2 separate regions of the Homo sapiens genome follow, and region 2 is linked to region 1. Evidence: chromatin loops called from intact Hi-C (ENCODE). Cell type or tissue: GM12878. All regions are shown on one strand. Links, peaks and the distances in the headings refer to the core of each region. The heading gives the core; the rest is flanking DNA.

Region 1 (10,665 bases), core at 1,574-9,573:
CCTGTATTCCCGGCTACTCGGGAGGCTGAGTGGGGAGGATAGTTTGAGCCCAGGAAGTCACGGCTGCAGTGAGCCGAGATTGCACCACTGCACTCCAGCCTGGGTGACAGAGCAAGACTCTGGAAAAAAAATATATATATATATATGAAAGGAAAGGAGAAAGAAAGGAAAATGGAGGAATGGGACCATGATCCAAGGATGTTAGAAGGCTCTAGAAGATGGAAAAGGTAAAAAAACAAAATTTCCCTTTCAGCCTCCAGAAAGAATGCAGCCCTTTGTATACCTCAATTTTAGCCCAGTGAGACCCATTTTGGAATTCTTACCATCAGAATAACAAGATAATGAATTTGTGTTGTTTTAATCTACTAAGTTTATGGTAACTTGTTACAATAACAATAGGAAACCAATACAGACAGGAAATATACAAGATGACCCTAGAGCATCTTATAGTGCCAGGATGTAAGGAAATGTTTAAAAGAAAAAAAAATGAGGTATGTCAAAGGAACATAGGAGCTGAGTGAAAGAGCTTCCAATGGCTAGAGCTGGAACAATTTGAGGAATGAAGTAAATAACAGCATTGTATTATAACTCAAAGTATAATATAAATATCCCTGAGTTCACACTGATAAAAATAAATAATTGAATAAATAGGCAAGAATAGACCAATTTCTATGTAAAAATTCAAGTAATTCCTAAAGAAACTCTGTTCTCAAAGAGGGGAGCATAACTACCCACTTCTTAAGTGTGGGCTGCATATAATAGCTTCCTTCCAAAGAATACAGTACAGAAAGGGAGAAAGAGAATAACTTTACGATGGAGAAATCTAACAAACACCACCTCAGCCAGGTAATCAAGGTTAACATTAGCAACAATAATCATGTTGACAGCATGCACTCCTGATACATGATGAGAATGGCACTTTATCTCTGTAGTCTTTCTCCCCAAAACTTATAACCCCAGTATAGTCATAAGAAAAACTACATACAAACCCACTGAAAGACATTCTAAAAAATACCTAACCAGTACTCCTTAAAACTCTAAAGGTCATCTATAACAAAGAAAATCTGGGAAACTATCACAGCCAAAAGAAGCTTAAGAAGACATTACAACTAAATGCAATGTAATATCCTGGGTAAGATTATGAAATAGAAAAGAAATTAGGTAAAAACCAAGGAGGTATGAATGAAGTATGAACTTTAGTTAATAATAATGCATCAGTGTTGTTTGATTAGTTCTGCCAGATATACCATACTAATGTTAAGATGCTAATAACAGGAAAAACTGCATGAAGGATAAAAGAGATTTCTCTATTCTCTTTGCAATTTTCGGTAAATATAAATCCCTTAAATAAAAAAGTTTATTTTTAAAATGACAGAAATATTCTAGAGGAAGAAACATTTTATGCAAGATTTTAAAGGAAATAATAACTGGGTTAGTGATTAATTAGATAAAGCAGATGAAAACTAATGAATGAGTCATAGATTATGCCAAAGTTTTAGGCCTCTATTGTCAGGAGAATGTAATGCAGTGACAAAGAGAAAGCTTGCTGGTGGTTGGGCAAATAAGTTTGGGACACAACAAATTTGAGACAAAAATGGATAATCCAAGTGTAAACATAATCAGCAGTTGGTGATAAAGAATTGGATGTTGGGTGAACGTTTGTAAATGGAAATGTGGATGTAGATTTAGTCAATCAGTAAACATATATGGAATCACTACTTAAAGAGCTCTGTGTGGAGTAGGGAAAGGAAATGTATACTAAAATGCAAACCAAGGCATATGTCTATATAAAAATAACAAAAAACCGTGAATGTGCTTAAATAAGAACTATCTAAGAGTTCAGTAGACAGAGGCTCCTCCATGCACACTTTGTCTGTGTGAGTGAAATCAGTAATGAAAAGATGATGATGTGTCCCCCCAAAATTCATATGCTGAGGCCTTAATTCCCAATATTGCTGTATCTGGAGGTGGGGCCTCTAAGAAGTAATTAAAGTTAGATGAGGTAAGGAGTATGGAGTCGTAATCTTCTAAGATTAGTGTCTTCATAAGAAGAGACACCAGAAACCCCCCTTCCCCTTCCCTCACTGCAAGGTGCACACACCAAGAAAAAAGGCCGTGAGGTATATGGAGAATGTAGCCAGGAAGGGAGACCTCCCCAGACACCAAAATGGCCAGAACCTTGATCTTGGAATTTCCAGCTTCCAGACTGAGAGAAAATTAATTTATGTTGTTTAAGCCACCCAGCCTGTGGTATTTTGTTTTTGCATCCTGACTGCCTAATACAGATGGTTACCAGAGGGTAAACTGAAAAAATGTGAATAGTGAGAGCATAAAGTAAGACAAGGAAAAAGAAGCCTTCTTTTGTTTGTTCATAAATATTCAAAATTTATCTTGTGCCAGACATTGTACTAGATCCCAAGGTTAGGATAATGAACATGATACAATCTCTACCTGCATAGAACTTACATTTTTGGCATGTCACAAACAAGAAATAATAGAAAAGCCAAATACAGATCATGAGAAGTGGTATGAATGAAGATGAAAGAAGGAAGACGAAATAAAGAATAATTATATTCAGTGCAAGTGGGTCTTGAGCAGTCAATTAAGAACTCTGAGGAGATAGTATTTAGGCTGAGACCTGAAGGATGAAAATGAGCTAGCTATGCAAAAATACTTAAGAGCTTTGCAGACAAAGAGAACAGGAAGTGCAAATGCCTTGGCATCAGAAAGCACCTTGGGAATTTGAAAAACAGAAGAGAGGCCAATTGGATTGCCATAAAATAATTAAGGGAGAATATAAAGGGTAGAAGGTAACATTGTATAGGTATACAGGAGCCACATCATCCAGACAGGCCATTGTAAGAAGAATGGACATATTCTAAGGACAATGAGAAACCACTGAATTAATCTAAGAAAAAAATGATTCCTGATTCATGTTTCTAAGTGATTACTGATTGCTATGTGAAGACAAATTTTTTTTGGAGAAGGGCAAGAGAAGAAGCAAAGAAATCTATTTCACATAGTACAGAAAGAGATTGTAGTGAATTAATTTTGAATGGTGGTATGTAGATAGAGGGAAGTGGTAAAACCTGAGATATTTTTTGGTGGTAGAAAAAAATGAACTGGATGATGAATTGGATGTAGGGAATTGCAGAAAGAGAAAAATTAAAGCTGATACCTGAGTGTTATTTTAGAAAATGGATGAATAAGGGTGCCATATACTGAGATGAGAGAGAGTTGCAAATAACTAGGTTTGTGAAGAAAGTCAAAAGCTCAGTTTGGGTCATTGGGCTAGAAATTAATTTTGAAAACCATGAGTGTATACAGTACAAGTTACTTAAATCCATGAGACTAAATAAGATCACTTAGGGAGAAAGCTCTGATAGAATTGAAAAGAGACTAGCTCTGAGGCTTGGCAAAGAGAGAAGGAGTAACAGTGAGGTAAGAGGAAAACCAGGACGATGATGTCACAGAGCCAAGGGAAGAAAGGCTTTAAGGAGAGTGTTTTGCTGGGTCTAATGCTGCCAAGGCATCAAATGAGGTAGGAAGAGAGGAGTTGGGTTTGGCAATGCAGAGACTGTGGGAGACCTTGACAAAGGTCCACCTCACTGCAGAGGTGGAAACAGAAGCTACATTAGAATGGGGTGAATAATTAATTGGAAGAAAGAAAGTGGTGATAGTGAACATTGATAACATGTTTAAGATGTTAAATAGAAGAATTAAAAGTAATAGGGCAGTATCCAGAAAATAAGATGGAATCAACAGAAGTGTGTTTACTTTTTTTTTTTTTTAACATGGGGCATGTCAGATACGTTAATAGGTATGATCTAACAGAAAGGGTGAGAGTGATGCTGCTAGATAGAGGAGCAGAGGAGCAAATACTCCTAGTCCATGACAAGCAAGAGGGGATTAAATCCAGAGAAAAATAGGAAGATTTGCATTTGATAATGGCAGAGATATTTCCTTCACTGTAACAAAAAGGACAAAGTTTCTGTTTGGTTAGATTTCGTGTGGGAAGATGAGGGAGTTTACCTTCAATGTTTTCTATTTTCTTTTCCCTTTTCTTTCTTTTTTTTCTTCTGCTTCTTCTTTTTTTTTTTTTTTTTTTTTTTTTTTTTTTTTTTTTTTGAGACAAGGTATCACTTTGCTGCACAGGTTGAAGTACAGTGGTACAGTCATGGCTCACTGTAGCCTTCACAAACCCAGTCATTTGGACTCCTAGGTTCAGGCAATCCTCCTGCCTCAGCCTCCAGAGTAGCTGGGACTATAGGCATGCTTCACCATGCCTGGCTAATTTTTTTTTTTTTAAATAGGGACATGATCATGCTATGTTGACCAGGCAGGTCTGGAACTCCTAGGCTCAAGCAATCTTCCCACTTTAGCCTCCCAAAATGCTGGGATCACAGGCTTGAGTCACTGTGCCCAGCGGATACCTTCTGTTTTCTCAGTTAAGCAGGGAAGGTGTGTGAAGGGTGAAGTGCAGGTTTTCAACTGTCATCTGAGAAAGTCAAAAGCAAATCTGCTAGAAAAACATACAAGAATGGTAGGCAGTATTGAATGGCTAGTTGAAGTTTTTGTGATGAATTTCAAGTGTTATCAGTCACCCTAGTATTTTCTACCAATGTTAAGCTACTGAAGTTCAAACAAGGAAAACAGTAGTTTGCAGATTACAATAGGGCTAAAGAACTGCAGCAATGGAAGACTCAGGTAAATGAATTAGAAGAACAGGAGGTGATGGTCATAAAGTAGGATGCTTCAAATAAAGAATTACCAGGTGGTTTCATTAGTGGTGATAAGTTCCAGTGGTCTTGTGATAGGTGGCAAAGGTGGGATAGAGGAAAACATTGAAAGAGGAGAGGTCAAGGAATAGAGAAGCTAAAGTTCAGAGTGTTTCTTCTACATGGTTCTTGGAATCACTAAGAACAATGACAGGAATGAAGATGTACAGGAAGGCAGTGAGTCAGTAGTTGAAGTATTAAGTGAATGAAGAGAAATGATTAGGAAGGTAGATAGGAATTACCGCCAAGAAGTCATGGGTAGTAAAACCGGATAGGAAAACACAGAGTACTTGATCAGCTAAGATTGGAAGGATATTGTCCTAAAGACAATGTATCATGGCTCTTTATATATATATATTTGTTTATATTTATATATAATATATGATATATATTTATATATAATACATATTTATATATAAATATGTATTTTAAATATATTTATTTATATTATATATATCATATATATTCAGTTACATACATATGTGACTATGAATAACTCTACAATGTGTTTTCATTTTTTAATCATATGCTCTTATCAATCAAGGATTCTGAGCATATAATATTTATAAATCACAAATATGCTACTCTGCAGATAGTTATTACAAAAGAAATTTTATAGGATTAAATATATACATCAAATAAACTAAGCCTAATATTTCAAACATCTTTACTCTCACTAGAAAATTATTAATCATTTTATAATTGAAAATACTTTATTTTTAAAAACCTTGATTTAAACTTTGGAATCAAGTGATTTGAAAGTCCGGTACTAAGTTTAGTTTACATCAGTACATGATTTTAATGATTTTCCTAACTGAAAAAGAAACCTCACAAAAACATTTGTGTGCAAATGAAATGTATCTCTGGCTGTGTTTACCAAATTCTGATACTCATTTTTTAATCCTACTTAGCAACTATACAAAAGTTTTCATAACTTTCATATAATAAATATCAATTTATCCTGATGTCACTAAACTTTTCTATAAACTAATAAAAAGTTATAATATTCTTATGTAATAAATGAATTTAAAACTCACTGAATTCTTTATGTGAAAGATTTAGAATAAATTAGAAAAATCTTGTTAGGCATGCTGATAAGGGGATTTTAAAGAAGCTGTAATAATTTTTAGCTGTATCACTTAAAAATGGAAAATTTTTCAGTTTATATTCAAAATGCCCTTTTCATAGCACAAATTTCTTTCAAAAACAAGATACTTTTTAATAATTGCTAAAATACTATTTTTTTTATCTGTGAGAGATTAAATATAAGGACTGTTTTTGTTGTTTGAGACAGGATCTGGCTCTGTTGCCCAGGCAACAGTTGTGCAGTGATACAATCTTGGCTCACTGAAACCTCTACCTCTTGGGCTCAGGCAATCTTCCCACGGCTCACTGAAACCTCTACCTCTTGGGCTCAGGCAATCTTCCCACGGCTCACTGAAACCTCTACCTCTTGGGCTCAGGCAATCTTCCCACCTCAGTTTCCTAAGCAGCTGGGACTACAGGCGTGCACCACCACACCTGGCTAGTTTTTATATTTTTGGTAGAGATGAGGTTTCGCCACATTACCCAGGCTGATCTCAAACTCCCAAGCTCAAAGGATCCACCCGCCTGAATCTCCCAAAATGCTGGGATTACAGGTGTAAGCCACTGTGCCTGGCCAAGGTTTTTTGTTGTTGTTGTTGTTTGGTTTGTTTGTTTGTTTTTCTTTCTATAAAGCTGCTTGGTAAAATACATACTTAGAACAATTGGGTTTTTTGTGTGTGATGGAAAATGACTCACACATCTTGGCCTCACTAGTCTTTGGGGACTCTGTGTACTTATTCCAACAGCCATTGCAGCAACATACAGGTATGTGTGACTTGTGTGACTTCACAAGGTACAAACTGCTAGCACCTCTCCTCCCATCCTGGGATTCTCTTTTAATGCTAAGGCATAAGATGCCACCACATGATTCCTTGGCATTCACATATGTACAAGTCCAAAATGTGGGAGAATCAAAGCTCCATGGGGTGAAACTTTGTATTAGTTAGGGTTTTCCAGAGAAACAGGACTATTAGGTTGGTGTAAAAGTAATTGCGGTTTTTGCCATTACTTTTAGTGGTAAAACCACAATTACTTTTGCACCAACCTATAATAGGGGTGTGTGTGTGCATGTGTGTACACATAAAGAGAGATGTATTATAAGAAATTAGTAAGAAATTAGCTCATGAGATTATGCTAAGATGTCCTATGTTCTGCCATTTACCTGGAGACCCAGGAAAGCCATTGTGGTATTGTGAAATATATATCTGGTCTTCTTCCCTGTTTCCTGGCATACAGATACTAAAACCCTTAGAATTTCAGAAATGATGGATTATCTTTTGTATGTTAATGAGATAACCAGTAGGTGTGGAACCCTAGATAGCTTCAGGATGGGAGCTGGTTGCCAGAAAGACCAAGACATAATTAGAGGATTGAGACTTTCAGCCCTAACCTATGGAGAAGGGAGAGGGGCTGAAGATTGAGTTGGCCATCAACAATGGCCAATGATATAATCAATCATGCCTATGCAATGAAGCCACCATAAAAACTCAAAAAGGCAGAGTTTGGAACAGCTTCTGGGTAGCTGAACATGTGAAAGTTTCTGGAAAGTAATGTGCCAGTGAGAGCATGAAAGCTCCATGTCCCTTCTTCCATACTTTAATCTATACACTTTTCCATCTGGTTGTTCATCTGTATTTTTTATAATGTCCTTCATAATAAGTGGGTAAATGTAAGTGTCTCCCTGAGTTATGTGAGAACCTCTAGTAAGTTAACAGAAACTGAGAAGGAGAGTCATGGGAACCCTGATTTATGGCTGCTCTGTCGGAAGCACAGGCCACAACCTGGGGCTTGCAGTTGGCATCTGAAGTGGAGGACACTCTTGGGGGACTGAGCACTCAACCTGTGGGGTCTGATGTTATCTCCAGGTACACAGTGTTAGGATTGAATTGAACTACACGACACCCAGCTTGTGTCTGCTGGAGGAGTGCTTGCTTGGTGTGTGGAGAGATAACCTCACACATCTGGCCTCTGAAGTGTTGGATTGAGTATGTTAGTACAGAGTCTGAAAAACATTTGGGTTTGTTTTTCCCATGTATTATAGCCAGAAATGTAGTTCTGGAAAGCTGATGGTGCCAATTTCAGGGTAGGTCTGAAGACCTGAGAACCAGGAGCACTCAGGGAAAAGATTGATGCCTCAGCTCAAGCAGTCACACAGAGAGCAAATTCAACCTTCCTCTACCTTTTTGTTCTATTCAGGCCCTCAACAGACTGCATGATGCCCATCCACACTGGGAAGAACAATCTGCTTTACTTGATCTACTGATTTAAATGCTAATCTCTTCTAGAAATAACTTCACAGGCACCTCTAATAATGTTTTACCATGTATCTGGACATCCGGTATCCCAGTTAGGTTGACACATAAAATTAATAATCACAAGTTTTGGCCAAGAGAAGAAGGCCAGAAGATTATTACTTCCCCATTTCTCCTCCCAAGGGACTCTCCTGGGAAGATGAAGTCACTTATAAAGCCTCTAAGAAGATGGCCACATGAGACTGAGCCATGGCATTTGACACTAGTAGCGGCATTCTGGTTAATGCAGCTTTGTATTGGCTCTCTCTCTCATTTCTTGCCACATTCTTGTTTTGCTTCATCCTGGGCCTAAGGATTGCATTACAGATGAGGATATAACATATAATCCTTCCCCTCAGTCTCTAAACCCAAGTTAATAGAAATACTTTTTCCTGAGGTAAAGAATGAACCCCTTATTGTATAAAATATGCTCATGGTAACACCTCCTCAAATTACAAAGTATTTCAGGTAACATAGGAGATATACAGCAGGTCCTCCTGGTATATGATTCAATGTCATTTTGTTACAATGTTGATGAGAAAAAAAATGTATTCCTGGCTGAGGTCACTATCTGTGTAGAGTCTGCCTGCGTGTTCTCCCCATGTCTGTGTGGGTTTTCTCTGGGTACTCTGGTTCCTTCCCACATCCCAGTGATGTGCACATTAGGTTAATTGGCACATCTAAATTGTCCTGGTCTGAGTGAGCGTGGATGTGAACGTGCTCTGCGATGGGATGGTGTCCTCTCCAGGGCTGGTTCCTGCCTTGAGCACTGAGCTGCCAGGAAAGGCTCCAGCTACCGGCAACCCTGAACTGGAATAAGCAGGTAAATAATTATCTTACTTGTTTTTATTAACTTTAAATGTATGTGTAGCTCACATTTATTTCAATGTTTATTATTAGAAGTGTTTTGGTCTTTATTTAGAAGTTTGGTGGGTTTTGTGACCAGAAATATGCTATAGATACTTAACTTTGGTTTATATTTATCCTATGGTAAAATCGGTTTTGCTGTACACTGTTTTGGTTCAAGTCAGTTTCCAAGAACCTACTGACAATGTTAGTGAGGACGTACTATAATCATCTGATCCATTTAACCAAGTACATTTAATTGCAATATGTGGTAACATAATTTTACATAAATGTGGTGCCAGTGTAAAATCTTCCAGTGTAAATCCTGTGTGGGATTTGTTTCTTAGGCATACCTTACATATTGTATATAAAATGGGACCATCAGACAAAAAAGCCTGATTTTGTCAGTATCAATTAATATATTAAACACAAGTAAAGCTTAATATCTCTGTCTCTCTACCTAGCTATATTTAGAATTGACTTGCATGCCTTCTTGGGAGTATACATCCCCATTTTGGAGACAGGTGTTCTAGAAGCTTCACAGTCAATGCCTATATGGCAACAATTCCCTCCGTAGTAGTGGTGAAGTCATGAGACATCAATGTCCTACATGAAAGAGATAGTTATAGCCCAATAGATGGGGAAAATAATATAAATTTAGAGAACTAATTTTAATCACCTCCTAGGAAGATAGAGTGCAAAGCTTTTTGAAGCAAAGACCCCTCTCTCACAGTATGTGTTAATTTCTTATTCAGCATTTAGGTGTAAATTGTTCATTTTGAAATAAATTGTTCTATCAAATGACCTGGGTATCATCTACCACTAATTTTATCTTTTAAGTATAGCTATTAATCATAAGCTTTAATTCAAAATATTTAGCACTATACATGTTTTTATCAGAGATCTATTTAAATTTTACTTACTCTATGCAAAGGTGTAAGAATGATACAATGGAATTTGGGGACTCAGGGGAAAGAGTGGGAGGGGAGTGAGGAGACTACACATTGGATACAGTGTACACTGCTCAGGTGATGGGTGCACCAAAATCTCAGAAATCACCACTAAAGAACTTGTTCATGTAACCAAACACCACCTGTTCCCCCAAAACCTATTGAGATAAAATTTAAAAATTATACTTCCTGCAACAGATATGAGTTATCTCCAACCTAAATCATTTCCATTTTAGCATTTAAACTGAAGTTTTCTGTTTTACAAAAAGTAGGACTGTTATTGTACAAATTTTAATTTCCTTAATTATGTATAAAATATATTTTTAAAACAGTAGAATTAATATATCTTTAATTCATAATACTTTTCACAGATATTTGGGGAAGTTTCTTTCAGGAAACAGCCAAAATTCTAACTGCCACATATTGGCTAATAGTCGAAAAATCATAGTTTGAGTAAATACTGTTGTTTGAGGTTATAATTTAAATGCCAGTTATAAATAAGTGTATTAAAAACTTCAATGTCTAATTTGAAACAATTGTATATAAAAAGATCACATTTCAACCACAATCTCCAATTAGAAGATATATTGTGTAGATCTTTTTTTATAATTCTACACAAAAATACAACAAAAAAGAAAACTACAGGCTAATATCCCTGATGAACATAGATGCAAAAAATCTCAACAATATATTAGAAAACTGAATCTACCAACA
Region 2 (10,665 bases), core at 1,605-9,604, 150 kb before region 1:
CATGTAATAGCATAGCACATACAGTATGGACAGTACATAACACCTGATAATAAATGACTGTGTTATTGGTTTATATATTTACTATGCTAAACTTATCATTACTTTAGAGTGTATTTCTTCCGCTTATTAAAAAATAAGTTTAAGTGGATAACAGCCTCAGGCTGATCCTTCAGAAGGAATGCCTTCCAGAAAAACGCATTTATTTAGGAATGCTTTCCAGGAAAAGGCATTTTTGTCATAGGAGAAAAATCTATGGGTCATAACATAGGACATGACAGTTTCATGCGGGCTATTGCCCCTGAAGGCCTTCCAGGACCTTCTACATGAAGGGGTTATTGCCCCCGGAAGGCCTTCAGGGGCAATATGTTCCAGGACAACATGAAGGTCCCGGAAGGCCTTCAGGGGCAATATGTCCCAGGACAACAGGTAGAAGTGGTAAACAGTGGTATTTTCCACCAGCATAGGCCCAGGCCAAGATGTGTGTTTGTGTCTACATTTTTAGCAAAATAGTTATAAAATAAAAGAAAATTAAAAATAGAAAAGGTACGTGGAATAGGGATGTCAAGATACAAAGGATATAAAGAAAATATTTTTGTACAGCTGCACAATGTATTTGTGTTTAAGTGTTATTATGAAATAGTCAAAAGGTTTAAAACCATTTAAAAGTTTATAAACTAAAAAAGTTACAGTAAGCTAAGGTTATTAAAGAAAGAAAACTTTTTAAATAAATTTAGAGTTACCTAAACGTACATTGTTTATAAAGTTTACAGTAGCGTACAATAATGTCCTAGGCCTTCACATTCACTCACTCACTCACACCATTCACTCACTACTCACTCAGGGAGTGACTCATCCAGAGCAACTTGCAGTCCTGCAAGCTCTGTTCATGGTAAGTGCCCTAAACAGGTGGACCACTTTAAAAACCTTTTGTATCATATTTTTACTATGCCTTTTCTATGTTTAGATACACAAATACTATTGTATTATAATTACCTATAGTATTGAATTCTATATTACAATTATATACTGTATTACAATTAACTATGGTATAGTACCATTACTATTGTAATACAGTACATAATTGTAATATAGTATTCAGTACTATACGTAATTGTAATACAATAGTATTTGTGTATTTAAACACAGAAAAGGTATAGTAAAATGCTGTACCTTTTTATTAATATGTCGTACAGGTTTGTAGCCTAGGAGCAATAGGCTATACCATATAGCCTATATGTGTATAGACTATGCCATCTAGGTTTATGTAAATATACTCTATGATACTCATACAAAAATGAAATTGCCTAATGACTAATTTCTCAGAACATATTCCCCATCATTAAGTGATCCATTACTCTCTCTATATATAGTACAAAACTATATGTACTCTATATATATACTGCTTAAGTATATAGTACACAGTCATGTATCACTTAATGATGGGATATATATCATCATATGTATATACAGATGGCCCCCAGTGATAATGATTTAACTTATAATTTTTTGACTTTTTGATGATACAAAAGCAATGTTTATTCAGTAGAAACTCTACTTCAAGTACCCATACAATCATTCTGATTTTCACTTTCAGAACAGTATTCAATAAATTATATGAGATATTAGAATAGGCTTTGTGTTAGATTATTTTGCCCAACTGTAGACTAATTTAAGTGTTCTAAGCACATTTATGGTAGGCTAGGATGAGCTAGGATGTTTGATATGTTAGGTGTATTATTTTTTAAGATGGAGTCTCGCTCTGTTGCCCATGCTGGAGTGCAGTGGTATGATCTCGGCTCACTGCAACCTCACCTCCTGGATGCAAGCGATTCTCCTGCCTCAGCCTCCTGAGTAGCTGGGATTACAGGTGTGCATAATCACACCTGGCTAATTTTTGTATTTTTAGTAGAGATGGGGTTTCAGCATGTTGGTCAGGCTGGTCTCAAACTCCTGACCTCGTGATCTGCCCACCTCGGCCTCCCAAAGTGCTGGGATTACAGGTGTGAGCCACTGCGCCTGGCCATTAGGTGTGTTAAATGCATTTTCCTCTTACAATATTTTCAACGTAGGATAAATTTATTGGGATGCAGTCCCATCATAAGTGGAGGAGCATCTGTATATAGGATTGAGTGTCTAGGTAACGTTTCAGGAAGCACACAGGAAGATCTAATTGGTGTGTAAGCAAAGGATAGTAGCCAAGACATCCTGAATCCCCTGAAACAACTCATTCAAAATAAGAGAAATAGGAATGAGTATAGTATGTGTGAAGAGACAATGAGTGAAATTAATCTGGGCAAATTAGACTGCATAGATTAGGGAGCAATGAAAAATAAATCTATATAGGTCAGGTAGTCTCCGTCTTGTGTACATAGCCAAAAACTTGAAATTGATCTCAATACAACATTATAGGTTCTATAAGAGGAGCTGACACAATGGAAGACATGTTTTAGGACACTATGCAGGTTAGGTTTAGAAAAGGATGACTTAAGTCATGCATATTAGCCATAAGGCTAAATCAAATATTCAGACATGTTGTCATAAAGATATGACCAATAGGACACTTGAAAAGGAAATGAAAGGGTAAATTTGAGAAACACTGAAAAAGGAGGAAACCCAAGTCCCTAATAGACTGGATATGGAAGAGTAAAAGAACACATGAAAAGTGACTCCAACAATCCTTTCAAAATAGAGATGCCTACAGAATACTACCAGAACCTACTGAGAGAAATGGAGAGGTTGAGAAATGTGGCCTTGGATAAGAATGGGGTGGGACTTTATTTTTTTATTTACTATAATTTAAAGCAATGACTATGAGCACTCAATACTTCCCTAAATCGCCATCAATGGAAAAAAAAAAAAAAAACATTCTAGTTCTGAGGAGCTTTTAATGTAGTTTGCCAAAAACGCAATGCATACTGTTAAATGAAATGAAAAGAAACAAAACTAAATGTGAAAACTGTGATAATGAATTAAATGCTGGTTTTTCTTAATCACTGATATAACCTAAAATAAAGGACTAAGACAGGAAATGGGGGCAGTGGATTAAAATGTCACAAATGGAAAGCAGGATGCTGAATCTTGAGTTATGCATTGAGAGATTAGAGATAGAGAAGGAAGAACTGAGGTGGAGCCAGCCAGAGCAGAATCTGCTGAGCTATCACAGTGGGCCATGTGGCTAGGGAAGCTATGCAAGTAAATCTTAAGTGAAAGGAACAAGCAGTGGAAAAAAGCCTGCCTTAAAGCGAGATTTGCAACAACCAATCCTAGAATCACAAACTAGCGAATAGAGGCTACCTTGCAGTACTACTTTTCTTGTTTGCTAACACAAGTATTATCTTATACTTACTATGTGCTTACTCTAGTACTATTCTCCATAGAGATGGAGGTCTTGTCAACACTTTCTGTACTATTTTTTAAAATAATTACTGTATTCAACACTTTCCCTTGAGAAATGCCACTTGTTTGAGTTGCTATAGAAAGTTGTACACTTAAGAAAAAAATGTAATAAACTATAAGCGGGTAGAATTCTACTTTGAAACCTACACAGTTCTCTAAGTGGGGTGAGAGGAATAAAGGTAGTGGAGAACAAAGTACTTTCAAAAATTTGACCTACTCCCTGTAATCCCAGCACTTTGGGAGGCCGAGGCAGGCGGATCATTTGAGGTGAGGAGTTCAAGACTAGCCTGGCCAACATGGTAAAACCCTATTTCTACTAAAAATACAAAAATTATCCAGGTGGTGGTGGCACACACCTGTAATCCCAACTACTCAGGAGGCTGAGGCAGGAGAATCACTTGAGCTTGGGAGGCAGAAGTTGCAGTGAGCCAAGATTGTACCACTGCACTCCCGCCTGGGCGACAGAATGAAACTCCATCTCAAAAAAAAAAAAAAAAAAAAAGAAAACATTTAAGCTATTGTGCAAACCAGCACAGAAATAGAATTCTACAAAGTGAAAGGAATGAGCACATAGTTAATCAATAAAGGTGATGAGTTCTGCAAAACATAGAGTAGAGCTTCAGTACTAATATTTCAGGTTTGACAATAGCTAGTAACAATGTGGTCTCCACTGGAATACACAAATTAACTTTTTTAGTATTGTAGAGTGTATCACAATGTTTATGTTTGGAAAGTGCCTGAGTTCAAATCCTGGCTTCTCTACTCATTACTTTAAAGACAAGAAATTTATGTAATTGCTCTCTGTTTTCATCTGTGAAATGGAGGAAATATTATTATCTGCCTCATCTAGTTATTTTTAGGATTAAGATACTATTTGTGAATCACTTAGCACATTGACTGGCCCATAGCAGGAGCTTATTAAGTACAGTATAATTGCTATTAGGAGAATTTTTTTCTTCCCTGCCTAAATAAGGACTACTGGCAAATACCCAATTAATATTATTTCTGAAATGTAAATGATATGTATAGTAATATGTCCTTTGATTACTGGATTGCCAGTCACTGATATTTTGAGGTTCTTTCTAATTTCCTCTTTCAATCCCTTAGAAAGACTTTTTAGGCCTTATAGAGATTTAACATTTCCTTCAAACCATGAGTTGTTTGGCTATAATATATTCTACAAGTTTAACTGAGCACCTGCCATATTCCAGGAACTAAAGCAGTAATATTGCTTTACATATAATTTTTCTACATGTACCAAAACAACAAATTCCTTGGTAATAACCAAAAAGTTAATTTAAAATTAAAATGAATGGTTTAAAGAATGCAACTAAAAACTATAAAACTTTGTAAGACATTATTATCTCTTTCATTGTCAAGACACAAATTTACCTATTTAGATTTCTTTTAATAATATGTATGGAATTTCAGGTTATAACATCATAGCACCAACAAATAGATTATTACAGTGATATGTGTCTTAAGCAGTAAGACTGTATTGCATCAAGGAATTTCGCATATGTGGAAATATAAGCCACATAGGTCCATAATTTAAGAAATATCGAGACATTTATCAGTGCTTCCTTTCACCAGTATGACATTGTGCTATTGTTTGCATGTAAAATTATCAGCCACTAACAGTTTGAAAAACCCTTTCAGTTGTATCCAACAAAGAATTCCGTTGGAAAAGAAATGACATGCAAAGAATGTTCAGTATATATTGGATAGTAAGATGTAGGAATGAGAAAGTGTGGAAATGCATGAACTGTGATATATTTCCTTATTTATTCCTGTCACTTAAATTCCCCAACTATTCTCTCAAACTTAATAACAAAACATATCCTGACCTTTAACAACTTTCAAGGCTGAAATGTTAACCAACATTTTGCAAAATTCTTTAAACACTTCCTCTGGAAAACACACAGCTCAAAGTGCTAAAATTGTCTTCTATAATAACCACAACAGGATCGTAACAAACCTGCTTTTAAAAACCAAATAAAGTCTTCCGTGGGGGCGGTTCACCACTTCCCCTTTTTCAACATGCAGGAACTAATTTAGCTGAGAAGATAAAAGCAAGAGCTGCCTACATATGTACAAGGAAACTAGATCCTAGAACATAAAATTCCTCAGGGGCAGGGTGGTCTGGGCAGTTTTCAGTAAAAAGAGCTTTCTCTGACTTAGAATGTCACAAATGGAAGGAAAGGAGTCAGAAACATGTATGTATTTGCATTGAAGCAGACAGAAGAAGGGACAGAGGCACCCAAAACTACTTTCAGTTGTAACTATTTATGTGTTTTCCAATTATGTAATTTTATGCCCATTTTCAATTTAATGTCAATATAAAGATACTTAAGAATTCAAGACTAAGATGAAAGGCTACTCTCAAACCACCACAGTATCAGAAAAGTAAAGAGCCTAGAGTTTCTGTCAGAGGACCATACCCTCCCCTCCTTTCATAGGAAGAACTCATGAAATACTATCTCTTCCATAAACCCTTCACTCTTTCAGAAAGGTAGTCATTTATTACCATCCTAGGAGGTCTAAACATGCATGTAGGATGTGGTCTTCTCACCAGAAATCCCATAAAGTACATTCAGTTTGTTACTCATGTATAACTTCCCAACTTCATTTTTGTACTTATTCAACTTACTGGTTATCTACTTGATTATACGTCTGTGGGATATATTCAATGGACTCTGGTATATTATAAACTGCAAGAGTATAGGGCACAAGCCTCATTAGCTCAACATGTATATTTGCTAACAGTATCTTCATGTAATAAATGTTCTGTAGTTTTTAATATAATGACAAGAATAGAGGGATATACAAATACATAAAGGGTAGACTCTGGCCATCCATCCATCGCTCTTACTGAGAGGTTTTATGAGATTATCACCCAACAGCATGTGTCCCATCAGTTTTTCTATAGACTTTAAAAATTTTTTTTGCAAATATATGAGAGTCAAAAGCAATAAGTACTATTATCCTTTAAATACAAGAAAAAAATGTGCTCAAAATGTGTCTTCATTAGTGATGCTTACATGTTTGAATACTATTTGGTGACATTATTTACTCCTCTATTACTGTCACACAAATTATTTTTGAAAGGTGAAATTTAAGTACCAAATTAGGAGAAAATGTACATGCAAAATTTGATCATGTGAGAACATACATGCCTAGGCAGAAATAGGAAGTCAATTATGTATATAGTATGAATTTTCCCCTTTCTTAAAATTCCATATATATTCAGAACCCATGACTTCTTATTGACATATCAATGTAATATATCATCATATTTTCCTTCTATCTTCTTCATAAAATTTTTTCTGTACTGGATTCCATTGTATCAAATCATTGGGTTTTTTATCTATATATTTAATTTCCTCAGTACTCACTCTATAGAAATACATTTGTCTTTTAATTGGTGTTTTAGGGCATAATTTCTTAACCCAAGAAATTCTGGAATCTTTCAAACTGTGTCAGCTTTCTGTTACTGATATATCTATTTGGCTTTAGATATGAGTGTATGGCTTGCCTAAGTATTTTTGTACAGGTAAAAAAAGTGAAGAAAAAAAACACAATCAATTGGTTGTTTTATGCAGCTAAACAGCCACTTCAACTCTCCCATTCTGATAAAGGGGGTCATAAATTGTGACCCTCCACAATTTAAAACATGACAAAATCAGACTATTTTATTTGGTCTTAACATTTTTATTGTCTTGGCTACATCAATATCAATGACAATGAGAAAAATTGGGCAATTCTTTTCTTTCCCCAGTCTCATTCCTTCCCTGTTGTTGGAGGGAGACTTGCAGAGAAGTAAAGAACTGTCAACTTGGGCACCTTCCAGGGCTATAAAAGGGACCACCCATTAAAGCATAATGTTCTCCCTCTCTCATTCTGGTAAATTCTAAGCAAGAGAAAACACTTTCTACTCTGCACAAAAACAGGTCTTGCTGTTTTTTTAAATGGCCGCAAATTTTCCCTCTCCCCACATCCGTGTTTTTTTCTCGTAACTTTGTATATCCTCCCATTAATAGAGGTAGCCTTTTTCTCCACCCCTTAAATCTAGGTTGGCTGTTTGACTTGCGTTACTCAAGGATACTTACTTCAGCAAGTGACACAAGGAGAGGGTTGAAAAGTGCTTGCACTTTGGGACTTGCCTTCTGGTTGTTCTGGGAACCCATCAGCTGCCATGTATATAAGTCCTTCTGAATAAGCATGCTGGAGGCTGAGAATAGGCTTGCTGGAGGATGGGATGTGAACAGTTGTGCTAGCTGATGAGAGACATGTCACCTAGGCTGTCCTATCACCCCACATAACAAGGAGCTAACTACCTGACATGTGAAACTGTGCCCCAATCAAGCTGACAACTGACATCAGACACAGAAGTGAGAACCCATAAGCTGCAATCAGGAGCAAAGTGACCAGATAATCCCAGCCCAAATCACCAACACACAGAATCATAAGCTAAATAAACAGCTGTTTTAAGCCACTAAGTTTTGTTCTAGTTTGTAATTCAGTAAAAGCCTACTGGTACACTGACTCCACAGGAAGGAAACTGGGATTTGTTTATTAAAGAAAATTTATTTTTCAATATGGGTTTGAACTTTGCTACTCCTGATTGTTAATATTTGTCTTTGGGAGAGGTACATATGTTTGCTCTCAGGATGTTATAGTTTAATAAATGTCTGTAGTTCACATTTCCTTAATTGTCTAAAAGAAAATTCAGCATGGAAGAGGGTGGTTCCAAGATGGCCAAATAGGAACAGCTCCACTCTACAGCTCCCAACGTGAGCAACGCAGAAGATGTGTGATTTCTGCATTTCCAACTGAGGTACCGGGTTCATCTCACTGGGGCTTGTCAGACAGTGGGTGTAGGACAGTGGGTGCAGCCCAGTGAGCATGAGCGAAAGCAGGATGAGGCATCGCCTCACTTGGGAAGTGCAAGGGGTCAGAGAATTCCCTTTCCTAGCCAAGGGAAGCTGTGACAGATGGCACCTGGAAAATCGGGTCACTCCCACCCTAATACTGCACTTTTCCAACAGTCTTAGCAAACAGCACACCAGGAGATTATATCCTGCGCCTGGTTCAGAGGGTCCCATGCCCACAGATCCTCACTCATTGCTAGCACAGCAGTCTGAGATCAAACTGCAAGGCGGCAGCAAGCCTGGGTGAGGGGCATCCGCCATTGCTGAGGCTTGAGTAGGTAAACAAAGCGTCCAGGAAGCTTGAACTGGGTGGAGCCCACCGCAGCTCAAGGAGGACTGCCTGCCTCTGTAGACTCCACCTCTGGGGGCAGGGCATAGCCAAACAAAAGGGAGCAGAAACCTCTGCAGACTTAAATGTCCCTGTCTGACAGCTTTGAGGAGAGTAGTGGTTCTCCCAGCACGGAGTTTGAGATCTGAAAACAGTCAGACTGCCTCCTCAAGTGGTCCCTGACCCCCAAGTAGCCTAACTGGGAGGCACCCTCCAGTAGGGGCAGACTGACACCTCACATGGCCGGGTACCCCTCTGAGACGAAGCTTCCAGAGGAACGATCAGGCAGCAACATTTGATGTTCAGCAATATTTGCTGTTCTGCAGCCTCCACTGCTGGTACCCAGGCAAACAGTGTCTGGAGTGGACCTCCAGCAAACTCCAACAGATCTGCAGCTGAGGATCCTGACTGTTAGAAGGAAAACTAACAAACAAAAAGGACATCCACACCAAAACCCCATCTGTACGTCACCATCATCAAAGACCAAAGGTAGATAAAACCACAAAGATGGGGAAAAAACAGAGCAGAAAAGCTGAAAATTCTAAAAATCAGAGCACCTCTCCCCCTCCAAAGGAATGCAGCTCCTCACCAGCAACAGAACAAAGCTGGATGGAGAATGACTTTGACGAGTTGAGAGAAGACTTCAGTCTATCAAACCTCTCCGAGCTAAAGGAGGAAGTTCGAAACCATCACAAAGAAGCTAAAAACCTTGAAAAAAGATTAGATGAATGGCTAACTAGAATAACCAGTGTAGAGAAGTCCTTAAATGACCAGATGGAGCTGAAAACCATGACGTGAGAACTACATGATGAATGCACAAGCTTCAGTAGCCGATTCGATCAACTGGAAGAAAGGGTATCAGTGATTGAAGATCAAATGAATAAGATGAAACAAGAAGAGAAGTTTAGAGAAAAAAGAGGAAAAAGAAATGAACAAAGCCTCCAAGAAATATGGGACTATGTGAAAAGACCAAATCTACGTCTGATTGGTGTACCTGAAAGTGACGGAGAGAATTGAACCAAGCTGGAAAACACTCTGCAGGATATTATCCAGGAGTACTTCCCCAACCTAGCAAGGCAGGCCAACATTCAAATCAGGAAATACAGAGAATGCCACAAAGATATTCCCGAGAAGAGCAACTCCAAGATACATAATTGTCAGATTCACCAAAGTTGAAATGAAAGAAAAAATGTTAAGGGCAGTCAGAGAGAAAGGTCGGGTTATCCACAAAGGGAAGCCCATCAGAATAACAGTGGATCTCTTGGCAGAAACTCTACAAGCCAGAAGAGAATGGTGGCCAATATTCAACATTCTTAAAGAAAAGAATTTTCAACCCAGAATTTCATATCCAGCCAAATCAAGCTTCGTTAGTGAAGGAGAAATAAAATCCTTTACAGACAAGCAAATGCTGAAAGATTTTGTCACCACCAGGCCTGCTCTGCAAGAGCTCCTGAAGAAAGCATTAAACATGGAAAGGAACAACTGGTACCAGCCACTGCAAAAACATGCCAAACTGTAAAGATCTTCGATGCTAGGAAGCAACTGCATCAACTAATGAGCAAAATAACCAGCTAACATCATGACAGTATCAAATTCATACATAACAATATTAACCTTAAATGTAAATGGGCTAAATGCTCCAATTAAAAGACACAGACTGGCAAATTGGATAAAGAGTCAAGAGCCATCAGTGTGCTCTATTCAGGAGACCCATCTCAGGTGGAGAGACACACATAGGCTCAAAATAAACGGATGAAGGAAGATCTACCAAGCAAATGGAAAACAAAAAAAGGCAGGGGTTGCGATCCTAGTCTCTGATAAAATAGACTTTAAACCAACAAAGATCAAAATTGACAAAGAAGGCCATTACATAGTGGTAAAGGGATCAATTCAACAAGAAGAGCTAACTATCCTAAATATATATGCACCCAATACAGGAGTACCCAGATTCATAAAGCAAGTCCTTAGAGACCTACAGAGAGACTTAGACTCCCACACAATAATAATGGG

What was found. A loop is a pair of places that touch in the nucleus more often than their neighbours do. Peaks named below come from ENCODE experiments on the same cell type or tissue, not always from the same donor. Only the 100,000 strongest peaks of a DNase experiment are listed, where the experiment ranks them.
Region 2: it touches region 1 in a loop (4-fold over the local background); 3 of 110 quality-filtered maps call a loop at or near these places.

What each region holds. Positions count from the first base shown.
Region 1 is chr5:87,225,017-87,235,681 of GRCh38, forward strand. The region is part of intron 2 of LINC01949 (long intergenic non-protein coding RNA 1949); the gene reads right to left. The region is part of intron 2 of LOC101929380 (a long non-coding RNA gene); the gene reads left to right. Among named protein-coding and RNA genes, the nearest start is that of LINC01949, 8.9 kb to the right of the region's middle. RefSeq lists an enhancer at 6,063-6,432. In GM12878, for the core only: no CTCF peak of the experiment used is centred there; a DNase peak (open chromatin) is centred at 6,285; H3K27ac peaks cover 3,443 bases.
Region 2 is chr5:87,076,287-87,086,951 of GRCh38, forward strand. All of the region lies in intron 1 of MIR4280HG (MIR4280 host gene), which reads right to left. Among named protein-coding and RNA genes, the nearest start is that of MIR4280, 33 kb to the right of the region's middle. RefSeq lists an enhancer at 7,635-7,684. In GM12878, for the core only: no CTCF peak of the experiment used is centred there; a DNase peak (open chromatin) is centred at 5,425; H3K4me3 peaks cover 974 bases; H3K27ac peaks cover 1,994 bases.